Regions from separate parts of the Homo sapiens genome. Here region 1 is linked to region 2. A link is an interaction called in ENCODE POLR2A ChIA-PET data of the cell type or tissue named here. Cell type or tissue: Panc1. All regions are shown on one strand. Each heading gives the region's core, and the rest is flanking DNA. Links, peaks and the distances in the headings are about the cores only.

Region 1 (8,296 bases), core at 1,592-6,591, 79 kb after region 2:
AGTCAAAAACTCTTTGAAGATGTGAAGACCATGCTACAAAACTCATTAAGTCTACCGGATACTAACTACTTCTGTAAAATACACAACAACTCAAGAAAGGCAAACATTCCAAGGAATTACATACAGTACAGGGAACTCTGAATAGTTTCACTGTGGACATACTCCCTGAAGATTAGTTTAAAACAAAATGGTGGGGGCTGAGGGGAGAAGGTGGTGGGAGAGACAGGCAAGACACACACAGATAGACAGAGACACACAGAGAGAATGAACCTTATCAGTTTAACAATATGCTTAACTGGAATGAAACAACTGAAAAAGCATTCTCTAAGTTTTCAAACCACCAAGACTATAGTACCATTTACCCAGGCAAATTCTTTTTAACAAGCTTCTTTTAAAATCAGAATGTAAATGAGGAATGCAAGAATCAATGGTGCACTGTGTCTTGTAGTAGTACTCACAGATGAATGGAAAAAGAGAAGAAATCAAACTAACACCTCAACCAGTCTTTTTTATGGAAGCAATGAAACAGAAAAGAACACACATACCATAAAGTATATCAACCATAAAATATATGAAGTAATTTGGAAGGCAGAGAGCAGTAAAGTATTTGCTTTGCTGATTGACAAGACAAGCTACACAAAAAGCTATGGGCATAGAAGTTTATAATGGATGATTTCCCTCATAATACTGCAATGGAACATATATCTCGGGCTTAAAAATGCTTCTTTAATGACACCAAGTTGAAGATTCTCAAAAAAAAAAAGTCCATTAAGATTTATTTACATAACATACAAGTCTACTTATTGTGGCCATAATTCTCAAGAAGAAGAAGAAAATAATAAAATAATAGTGAAACTCCATGGTAAAATGCAATGGGTTGAATGATAGTATGCTAAAAGTTTACTAATAAAAAATTAAAAGCCAGTAGTCAAGACTATTAAAATTCCCCCAAAGTATAAGATACAATATACTATAAACCACATCATCTAGGTGGAACCCCTGACTGTTTTAATGCCAATGCTCTTCAGTGCACACTACATGGGAAATATATCATCTTGGTTTTCTCCCTCTTTATTACACAAAATTATCTTTAAAAATAATCAGAACAATCACATAGCATTATAATACCCTGAAAAATCACCTATTTTCATTTTCCTTCCCAGCCTTTGTCCACATGTATATGCCTGTATGACTTTGTAGATTTTTCAAAACTATAACCACAAAATGGATACAATTGTACACAACTTTTCATCTCCATATGCACTTCTAGGCACTTCTGTAATATTCATAATACAAACTTCTAATAGTTTTATGAGATTCCACCAGATGTGATAATCTACTCATTTATTATTAGACATTAAGACTGACCCCAACACTTCATTGTAATAACTAACAACGCTTCCTATGTACAGATTTTATGTTGAATTATCCCTTATTTTCTCATTATTAGACCCAAGTAGATTTACTTTAGGGCTCTTGATTAAAGACAAGATGCATCTCTACAATTTTTTCTATTTGTAAAATGCAGAGATTTGCACCTATTCCTTGAAAAGTTATGAAGAACTTAAAATGATAGATGTCTAGCCTGGGAAACACAGGGAGATATCGTCGCTACAAAAAAATTTAAAGGCCGGGCATGGTGGCTCACGCCTGTAATCTCAGCACTTTGGGAGGCCAAGGCAGGCAGATCACCTGAGATCAGGAGTTTGAGACCAGCCTGGCCAACAAGGCAAAACCCCGTCACTACTAAAAATACAAAATTAGCCGGGCATGGTGGTGCATGCCTGTAGTCCCAGGTACTCAGGAGGGTGAGGCAGGAGAATCGCCTGAACTTGGGAGGCGGAGGTTGCAGTGAACCGACATCACTCCATTGCACTCCAGCCTGGGCGACACCACGGTGGCTCACGCCTGTAATCCCAGCACTTTGGGAGGCTGAGGTGGGTGGATCACGAGGTCAGGAGTTCGAGATCAGCCTGACCAACATGGTGAAACCCGTCTGTACTAAAAACACAAAAATTAGCTGGGCATGGTGGCGCACACCTGTAATCCCAGCTACTCAGGAGGCTAAGGCAGGAGAATCGCTTGAACCCAGGGGGTGGAGGTTGCAGTGAGCTGAGATCGCACCACTGCACTCCAGCCTGGGTGACAGAGCGAGACTCCGTCTAAAAAAAATTAAAAAAAAAATTTTTTTTTAAGTAGCTGGACATGGTGGCGCACACCTCCAGTCCCAGCTACTCAGAAGGCTGAGGTGGGAGGATTGCTTGAGCCCAGAAGTTTGAGAGAAAACTGCGCAGGCCCTGTTTCAAAAAAGATATTCTAAAAAAAAAAAAATGTTCACTAACATTTAAAATCATAAGTTATTCATATCAATCTGTATGAATGCAGATATAAAACCTTTGGTCAAATGCTTTCCAAAACGTTTTTTCATCTTAGTTGTCCCTTTCTATACTGTAATGAAGTACATTTCATCTCTGTAACATTTTCTAAAACAATGGTAACATTATCGAGCACATTCTATGTCAGACACTCAACATAATACACTATGTTTTAGTTCAAGGTAGATGATATTCTGCCCATTTTACAGATTAGTAAACAACAGGGTCACACAGTCAATAAAGGTGTCATAGGTGCTCTTAAATCTACTTGTCTCTAAAGCATAAGTTCTTTCCACCATCCCAAGCTGCCTCAAAATAAATTCAAATGTTTTTGGAAGCTATTCACCATTACAAGAACAAACATGTGACAGAAAACTATTAAGAAACTCAAATACCTTTGTTATCAGACATTTCATCAGGTAGCATACACATCTCCAGAATCAAAGACATGGAAGATTAGAAAGATCACAGGACTGATCTAAGGAAGAGACCTGGGTTGGAATCCTAACTCTGCCATATTAGCTTTATAAAGTTAGTTTATTATATATATTAACATCATATATATTTGTAAATAAATATTTCCCATATATACACACATATATACATATATTATATATCATATATGTATCACATATGTATCATATATATCATATATACATATATGATACATATATGTATATATAGATACATGCATATATACATGATATATATCATATATGTATATATGATATATGACACATATATATGATATATATATATGTGAGGTTAGAGTACTACTCTTCAAGGCTTCTTCCTCCTCTAAAATTCTATGGTTCTAAAAAACACAGAACCAGAACCAGAGAACACAGGATATATGTCCCAGTGTTCATATTACTAATTCTAATTGTGTAACCCTGGGCCAAGTTTCTTAGCTCCTCTGAAAGGCTAATTCCTTCTTTGTAAAGTAGCATGAATACAAGAGGCTGGCTGTGGAGCAGGGAGGATGGCTTAAGCCCAGGAGTTCGAGACCAGCCTAGGCAACATAGCAAGACCTCGTATCTACCGAAAATAAAAAAAAAAAAAATTAGCCTGGTACGGTAGAGCGTGCCTGTAATCCCAGCTACTCAGGAGGCTGAAGGGGGTGGATTACTGGAGCCCAGGAGTTTGAGGTTGCAGTGAGCTATGTGGTCTTGCTACTGTATTCCAGTCTGGGCAACAGAGCAAAATCGTGTCTAAAAATAAAAAATAAAAAATACCATAAGACCTCCCTCCCTAAAGGATCATTATTATGATGAAGACAGAGTGAAAGTGCTATGCAAACTAAAACTATCGTGGAATCATTGCTACTATTACATTTGATTAAAGCACATAATGACCAGCCTGGGGAACAAAGTAAGACGCCATCTCTACAAAAAATAAAAAATATTAGCCAGGCATGGTGGCAGACATCTGTAGTCCCAGCTACTCAGGAGGCTAAGGCAGGAGGATCCCTTGGGCACAGGACGCCAAGGCTACAATGAGCTGTGATCACACCACTGCACTCCAGCCTGGGTGAAAAAGTGAGACCTTGTTTCAAAAAAAAGGAATAAACGGTTGTCTTAACTTGTAAGGACAACTGATCAGAAGAAAACATGCCAATAATGAGTTCAGACATAGTTAAATAGAGCAAAAAAAAAAGTATTTAATGAGCTTCAGACTGTATTTTTTAACCTTGGCTCCAATTTCTTGTATTCTACAGTAATACTGACAAGCCTCTCAGATCTCAAAACTTTTTCCTGCTTCATAGACTGATGTTTAAGAATCTGAGTGGTAGGTTCAGAAATGCAGTTATATTCACAACTAAGACTAAATTTATTTATTTATAAATATTTTAATCAGAAGCTGGGCACGGTGGCTTGTGCCTGTAATCACACCACTTTGGGAGGCCAAGGAGGGCAGACAGATTGCTTGAGCTCAGGAGTTCGAGACCAGCCTGAGCAACATGGTGAAGCCCTGCCTTTACCAAAAATACAAAAAATGAACCAGGTGTGGTGGCGTGTGCCTGTGGGCCCAACTACTCCGTAGGCTGAGGTGGGAGGATCACTTGAGCCCTGGGAGGCAGAAGCTGCAGTGAACTGAGATCACTCCAGCCTCGGTGACAGAGTGAGACCTCACCTCAAAAAAAAATTTAAATTAAATAAAATATTTTGATCAGTATCCAGATAAAGCACTAAATTAAATCATTCAACAAATATTTCTTGAGAGCCTGCTATATATCAGGCACTATTAGAGACACCATGTTTACAACATTGAAGAGAGAAGTTTTTGCCCCCATGGAGCTTAAAGTCTATTGAGGGGGAAGAAAAATGAGAAAATACCAAGTACTGGTAAATGCTAGCATGAAAATAAAACAAGATGATTACGCTGAAAGGGGAACAGGGCTCTCCATTCACTGCATTTAAATGTAATGTAACATGCATGATTATTTTCAGCAAAACTATAAATAATACATTCTATCTTCCTAAATAAGTCAATCTATAAAGGATGTTTGAAAATTATTCTTTTGGCCGGGCATGATGCTTCATGCCTGTAATCCCAGCACTTTGGGAGGCTGAGGCCAGCGAATCACCTGAGGTTGGGAGTTCGGGACCAGCCTGATCAACATAGAGAACCCCGTCTCTACTAAAAACACAAAATTAGCCGGGCATGGTGGCGCATGCCTGTAATCCCAGCTACTCAGGAAGGCTGAGGCAGGCGAATCACTTGAACCTGGGAGGCAGAGGTTGCAGTGAGCCAAGATCGCGCCATTGTACTCCAGCCTGGGCAACAAGAGCGAAACCCCGTCTCAAAAAAAAAAAAAAAAAAAAAGAAAAGAAAAGAAAATTATTCTTTTTCTGACACAGGTTAAAGGAAACAAAATTAACTGCTCTATACAATGTTTTATTTGCCCCTAACTTCTCTTTCTACACCTGGAAAATTTTTCACCACTAAGTTGTTAGTGTCTCTTTAACCACTCTAAAGTTAGCTAGTCCAGAACATTCTCAGATATCATAAAGGATATCTTTTTCCATAGGTTCTGCAATGCCTTGGTACTGACAAATCCCCAAAAGGAGAATACTGCGGACTTCCTACCTGGAAGTAGTTTATGTAGACTACTACCACCTGGCATAAAGATAAATACAATTATATAATTATTTTTCAAAAGAATTATGTCAAACAGCCAATTTTACTTTATCCGTCCGGCTCATGACTATAAATAACTATTACTATCAAGAAGCAGGCTAAGTTACTAATAAAAATCTCATTTCACTATAGGCTTCACTGCTAAAAAGATTACACTACAGTAAGAAAAAAAAATCTGGGCTCTTCCCACTGATTCTCTCATACTCTATTTACAAAACACTTGAACTCAGCTCATCCACGAATTGGCTATCCACTGAATGCAACTTAGCACTACTAGGCTAAACAAGAGGATGGATAGATTACTTCAGGTTTCCTAAGTAGTAAATTGAAATGAACTAGGAGAACCACAAATAAGGTGAACAGACATTACAAAATACACAAACTCAATTTAAAAAAAGTAGATACATCTAAATACTAAAAAAAAAAAAGTGCCAGTAATTTACTAAAAACTACTGTATACTCATAATTTATAAGGCCCTCTCAGGTTAAACTTAAGTTTGTCAGTCACATTCACAATACCTTGCTGAAAAACAAGGGGAAATATTAATTTCAGCTAGTAATCAAAGAAATGCAAATTAAAGAAATCTGAGGAACTGCACGGACTGTTTAACATCTCCGAAGCAGGGAAAATGTGGTTACCACGTATCACAGCACTGATGGCACTGTAAAATCAGTACAACCCTATTAGAAAACAATATAACTTCAGTTACCAAGAGCTTTAAAAATGTTCATGCTGACTGACAGCGTGATTCCAACTGCTGGACACAATTAGATAGGGAAAAAGATAAAGCTACTTATAGAAGTATTGCTACCTAAAAATGAGGATATAGAAACAGACAAATGTACAAGGAAAGTAGTTGGTTTTGGTTCATGATACGGCAAAAAAAAAAAAAAGGGCAAAAAAAAAGGCAAAAAAAAAAAAAAAGACTAAAGTGTACAGCCCTGCCTCACATCATATTCAAAAGTAAATTCCGGCAGGGTGCGGTGGCTCACGCCTATAATCTCAACATTTTGGAAGGCCAAGGTGGGCGGATCACTTGAGGTCAGGAGTTCGAGACCAGCCTGGCCAACATGGTGAAACTCCATCTCTACTAAAAATACAAAAATTGGCCAGGCGTGGTGGCACTGTAATCCCAGCTACTCAGAAGGCCAAAACACAAGAATCGCTTGAACCCAGGAGGTGGAGGTTGCAGTGGTGCGAAAGTTGCAGTGAGCCAAGATCGTGCCACGATCGTGCCACTGCATTCCAGCCTGGGTGACAGAGCAAGACTCCATCTCAAAAAAACAAAAAAAGTAAATTCTGGATGCATTTTCTTTTTTTTAAAGACAGGGTCTCACTCTGCCACCCAAGCTGGAGTTCAGTGGTATGACCACAGCTCACTGCAGCCTCAAACTCCTGGGAGCAAGGGATCCTCCAGCCTCAGCTTCTCGAGTAGCTAGGACTGTGGGTACATGCCACTATGGCTTTTTTTTTTTTTTTTTTAGTAGAGACAGGGTCTTGCTGTTACCCAGTCTCTTCTGGAACTCCTAGCCTCAAGCAATCCACCCACCTTAGCCTCCCAAAGTGCTGGGATTACAGGCGTGAGCCACCTCACCCAGCGGCATTGCATTTTTAAATGTGAAGAAAAGCAGCAGAAGACATTTCCATGTGGTAGGTGGCCAGGGGTAGTGAGGTGCTGCAGGGGATTATATTGGAAGGGGAAAAAGTATTTGATGTTTTATAGTCTCTTTTGGCTTAACATATATATATTATTACAATTATATGAAACATACACACGGCACTCTGTGCTTAACGTTTTTGTAACATTTAACCCACTTAACTGCAACTGCTTATTTAACATCTTTTTTCCCTACTAGACTGTAAATTCCATAAGGGCAAGAACCAGGCCCCTCTTTTTCACTGCTGCATCCCCAGTGCTTAGCACAGTGCCTGCCATATACTAGGTACTCAAATATTTGTGGAGCAATTCCACTTCTGGGTATATACACAAAAGAATCGAATGCAGTGACTTGAACAGATATTTGTACACCAATGTTCCTGTCACCATTATTCATGCTTGAATAATGCCTATAATAGCCAAAAGGTATAAGTAACCCAAGCATCTGTCAACTGATGAGTAGATAAGCAAAATATGGTATATACATACAATGGAATATTATTCACTTTTAAAAAGGAATGAATTCTGATAAACGTTACAACATGTATCACCTGGAATACATGCTAAATGAAATAGCCACAAAGAACAAATTTTGTATCATTCCACTTACATGAAATACTTAGAATAGTCAAATATAAAGAAAGAAGAACAGTGATTACCAGGGGCTGGGAGGTGGGAGGGAGCGAGGGAGGGAGGGAGGAACAGGGCCCTATTGTTTAATGGGTACAGTTTTATTATGAGATAGTAAAAAAATTCTGGGTATGAATGGTGACAATGGTTGCACAACAACGTAAATGTTCTCAATGCCACTGAACTGTATACTTAAAATGGTTACAATGGCAAATTTTATATATATTTTACCAAAATTAAGAAAAAAAACTTCTGGAATGAGAAAAGTAGAATTATGAGTCATTTTTCATATTGATAATAATTTCCCTGTAAAATATTCTCTCAAGAAGCAGAAAAATGAAGTGATTTTTATAAGATACTCATCTCCAGCATTATTTCTACCCAAGTTAGCTTTTACACAAAACTTAAAGAAACTAAAGTAGTTGCCTACACACTTATTTCACATGAAGTACAGAAGGAAAAAAGAAAAAAAAAGTTTTCCTTTTCAAAATA
Region 2 (5,000 bases), core at 1-5,000:
GTGATATTTCTAAAAATGAGCCCAAACAATATTTAAGGTAATATCCAGCACTACAAGTACAATGTTTAAGCTTCCAGTTTACAAATGGAAAAGGCAGTCCTGTTTAGTTCAATTACTAAACACATTAAGGATTATCATTATGGGTAAAGCTTTAAAAGCTCTATATGTACTAATAGCTGGCGCTGGCACATTATATATTCAATCAGAAAATGATTGATCATGAATTTGGAACATCACTAGAGAGATCTTGAATATGAATAAGGTTATCCCAAAACAATACCAGAGCATAAGAAGATCTAGGGGGAGTTGGTTTATTATCTTCAATTTATGTAATCTAATACTTATATCTGTTTCAAAGGCTCTTGCTCACCAACTTTGAGAATACAGAAAACCACAGATTATGCCACCTTCAAATGTGAACAACAATTTTTAATTAAAAATCATACCTTGAAACAAACCATATCGATATCCTCTCCACTGAATATACATCAAACTACAAATAACAGTACATTAGAAACAAGCAACATTTCACTGAAATAACTGATCTCATTAAATGTGTGAGTTTGCTGAAAACAGTTAATGATATTTAGTCTAATAAAAACACTACTGAACCACCACAAACCTTTGTAGAGCTGCTTTCAGTTATCTTAGCAAGTTGCCAAAGGATTACATAGTGAGTACACTGCAGTGCGTGAATAACAATCTGTAAAAAGAATCAAAGGATACAGTTAAAATTTAAAAGTCACAAGACTTCACTTTTCAAAGATAAATGTGTAACTAGCAAATAAATAAAAACCTGCTCAGGCATGTCTCCATTTTCGATTCCAGTTTTCAAGAGTTTGTAATTACAAGCAAATAAATCCCACTTTGAAAGGTCATGGGCACTGTAAAAAAAAAAAAAAAAAAAAAAAAAAATTAAGTTTTATTAAAAAGCTAAGCCTAATGACAATTGTTTTGGACTTGACTGTTAACAGAATGCAGTAAATGCAGTAAACTTTAAAATGCCCCCACAACGACAACAACAAATTAGCTTAGAAATTAACATAACCCACAAAACATGCAAGTTTATTTCTACAGATTTAAGAAAACAGGAACTTCAAAATTCAACTTACTTATGAAAAGCAGTGATCCTCTTCAATGTTGACAATACCTGATATGCATCATCTTCATCAGGTTCTTCACCCTATAAATATTAATTATACATTAAGAACCATCAAAGTGAAAACTCCTAGGCTATCAAAATGTCACTATTACCTTGAAAAATGAAAAATAACATAACAAAACCCACAAATGAACTTTGTCATTCAATACCTAGATCTGGCCAAATTTAAGGCAATATGGCTGGGGAAGTAAGTCAACACAAGTTTATCATAGAAACATCACAACTGAGAGAAAAAACGAAAATGACATTCTTCTTTTTCTTCTAAGTAAACTTGACACAAAATTATAAAGGCATCTATTTTTTCACAGTAATAAATGCACTAGGACAATAAAATACTTAAATGACAAGAAGATCAGAAGGACAATACCTAAAGGACAAAATCTAAGTACCTTAAACATATATCATCATGAAGACATATGACACTAATCACAGATAAACAGGGAAAAACCCTCTGAAAAATGACTAGATATGCTGGTCCCATTTGGATATCAACATCTATTAATATACTTTTCAACTTAGGGTAACTTAACTTTCGAAAAATTTTACCAGTCTTACTACAGGAAACATAAAATTGCTTACACATTACTCAATCTACTGTGTTGAACTCTAGTTCTCTCAAAAAAGCACTTGTTTTTAAACTATAACTCTTCTACAAAGTAATTAAATTTAATTAAACCATTGCTTGATTTTAATTTGTCCTAATCAAAATTATATTCAGCCAAGAGTAGAGCTATTAAAATTTTTAACTAAGAATGTAATCATCGTACATCAACATATTTGCACAAACCTCCAATTAGTAAAACTTAATAAGCCCGGAATAACAATATACACCAAATAAAAGTTAAATGAGTAATTAATAAAACAAGAAAACTAGAAATCACAAAGTCCATATGATCTTACAGCATTAATGATAAAAGTGATGTGGAAAAGGCTAATGGCATTAATTTGACAATTATGAATTTTTATTTTAATCAAAAAAACTGAATGTAAATATATATTTCTGGAAAAAATAACAATCACAACAAAAATACAAGTGTATTTAAGTACTATGCACTAAGCCTCTTTGGAAATACAAGAGAAAACACAGGAAACTCCAACAGTAGCAGCGGCTATAATAATAATAACTTATTAAAGTTTTATAATATCAAAACCCAGACTGGATGTGTGGCTCACGCCTGTAATCCCAGCACTTTGCAAGGCCGAGGTGAGTGGATCACCTGAGGTCAGGAATTCGAGACCAGCCTGGCCAATGTGGTGAAACCCCATCTCTACTAAAAATACAAAAATTAGCCTGGTACAGTGGCACACGCCTATAGTCCCAGCTACTCAGAAGACTGAGGCCGGAGAATCGCTTGAACCTGGGAGGCAGAAGCTGCAGTGAGCCGAGATCGTACCACTGCGCTCCAGCCTGGGCAACAGAGAAAGACTCCGTCTCCAAAAAAAAAAAAAAAACATAATGTCCTTCCCTAACCTACACTGCCAAAACACTTAGAAATACTCTACTTTTTTTAGGCTACCTAGTCTAAATCTAGCTCTCCTTTTCTGTTCCATTAACACCCTATTCCTTAACAGCCCTGGTTCAATAAAAACCAGGTAACTGTTCAGATCATTTCTCAAAACAAAAAAGATGTTAGTTTTGCTTTCACCTTCTCTGAGTCACAGATTCTTACCACTTTCCTATTTTGGTGGAGGAGTAGCCTGATGAGTCATAGAATGAAAAGCCTGAACATCTTTTCAAAATACTGCTAGGGACTATCACCAAGACTTAACACTTGGGTGACTAATTAGCTTACTGCAGTAGAGGGGCTCAACTGACAAAATACTTGTAATAGTTATAATATATACCTCTTGCAGAAAATCTTCAAGAAGCCGGTTAAATTTATCTGCCAATTCATCTATCAGTTGACTTCTTGAAATATCTACTCTGTTGAAGATTGTGAACTCTTCATTACAGAGTGCATGGTAAGTTTTAGAACATGCTTCCAAAACATCTGTATCTGTGTGCTTCTCTACAATATTCCGGATCTGTCGCAATAAGGCATCCAAATGCTGCAAAATAATAATATTTTTCATCAAAACTAAGGCATATATGATAGGTATAAAGTGACTACATGACCATACCACCATGGAAAAAATTTTCAAATACAGTAAGTCTACAACACAGAGCGTACATTTTAAGGTGCTTTTCTAATCATGATAAATAAATACACTGATCCATCCATACTTTTTCCTCAACTTTAAGGGAGATATTACCTACCTCATAGGGCTATGGTGAGAATGCTAACATATACTAAGAGCTTACATTAATCCACAGAACATAGCAAAAGTGTTCAATAAATATTAGTTGATTTTGTCTTATAATTGTTATTATCGTCTATGGCCATACCACCCTGAATGAGCCCAATCTCATCTAATTGTTATTATCTAGTTATCCACCCCCAGTCTCTATAAATGATCAGTGACATAGTCATATAATAGCTAAGAATGAAGGTACAGTTGTGGGCATGAAGCAAAGGGAAGCATCATTACCGCCATTCTGTAAGTCAAACTAAAGTACAGAAGACCTAAGCTATAGGTTTCCTTTCTTAAAATACGTTCCAAAAAAACATTTTAAGAAATATAAACAAACGCTATGATATAATGAACTGAATAATTTTTCTTAAAGGTTTTTTTTACACAAAATAATCTTACCTTTTCTAATCGTCCAGTGGTATATATTTCCAAATCAAAGTACTGAGGCAACTGCAACAAGTTAGTCACCTTTTCTGCATCTACAGAGTACTGTGAAATATAAAGATCACGTTAAAAATATCACAATAAGAAAGCATTATAATATTCTGTGAGGCATTTAGGGAAAAAAAACTCATTTCTTAGTAACACTATGATATTGACACAAACTTACTTTTGCTAATAACTGAGGAAGGGCCACGGCAAAAAGCTCAGTGATTTTTGTCCTATCATCCAACTGTGTCTTCTTCTCCTTTGCTGTAAGCACCTAAAGGAACAGAAAGACTTCTGTATTTATTAAGCCCATTAGCACTGTTAAGTGTTCAAGTTTTAGTTAAAACATACAAAATGATTACTAAAACTATATTTTAAGAGATGGACACAAAAATTTCACTATAAAACATTAACCCTAAAAGTGACATGAAAGAGAAAACTACACATTATAAAAACAAAAAGCCACCTGAAATAACAAAAAAAAATTTGGATAGTCCTATAGGGAAAATCAATATCCAATAAGACTAACCAACTCTACCTTCAGATGGTAGGAGAATCAGTTAAAAATAGGAAATATAGTTTAAGAGCTTATATATAAAATACTGGGATTGACCAGCATTTCTGCTTACTCTAGGCTGTGGGACATGACACATAAGTAACAAATTCAAAACACTAAATTGCTATCAGCAATTAGCAAAAAAGAAACAGAAATTTTTAAAAAACAGAAATAGAAAACACAGAAAGCATCACATTGTCTTTGATAAAATTTTGTTTCAGTTATGCACACACAAACATATTCATGTGTAATACGTCACAATATAAGAATGAATTTTTATGCTTTACAGTCAAAAGTTTGAAAGCCTGTGGAATTGTTGGTATAAAATGCAAGTTCATGTAAACTTTACAATAATGCATTAAAATCTGATTCCAGGAAATAGAAATTTCCCTATTTTAATAAAAAATTATCTCCATTTTTATTTCTGATTTTATTTTAGAAGAAATAGAAAGCAAATCCATAAATAAAACATACAACTGCACCATTCCAAATGGTGTATGCTACATTCAGTCATGAAGGCAGGGACTGTCAATCATATCTCCTGCAGCAACTAAAAAAGTA

Evidence for each region. ChIA-PET counts read pairs that join two places held together with the same protein. Peaks named below come from ENCODE experiments on the same cell type or tissue, not always from the same donor. Only the 100,000 strongest peaks of a DNase experiment are listed, where the experiment ranks them.
Region 1: POLR2A ChIA-PET joins it to region 2 with 6 read pairs; 4 of 35 experiments call an interaction of 5 or more read pairs at or near these places.

The regions. Positions count from the first base shown.
Region 1 is chrX:123,980,880-123,989,175 of GRCh38, reverse strand. All of the region lies in intron 1 of STAG2 (STAG2 cohesin complex component), which reads right to left. Among named protein-coding and RNA genes, the nearest start is that of STAG2, 23 kb to the right of the region's middle. RefSeq lists a silencer at 2,043-2,245. In Panc1, for the core only: no CTCF peak of the experiment used is centred there; no DNase peak of the experiment used is centred there.
Region 2 is chrX:124,062,059-124,067,058 of GRCh38, reverse strand. It overlaps STAG2 (STAG2 cohesin complex component), which reads right to left. Exons shown (of 35, transcript NM_001042750.2): 18 at 4,065-4,157; 19 at 3,854-3,943; 20 at 3,008-3,211; 21 at 1,113-1,183; 22 at 797-884; 23 at 623-703. Among named protein-coding and RNA genes, the nearest start is that of STAG2, 100 kb to the right of the region's middle. In Panc1, for the core only: no CTCF peak of the experiment used is centred there; a DNase peak (open chromatin) is centred at 2,878.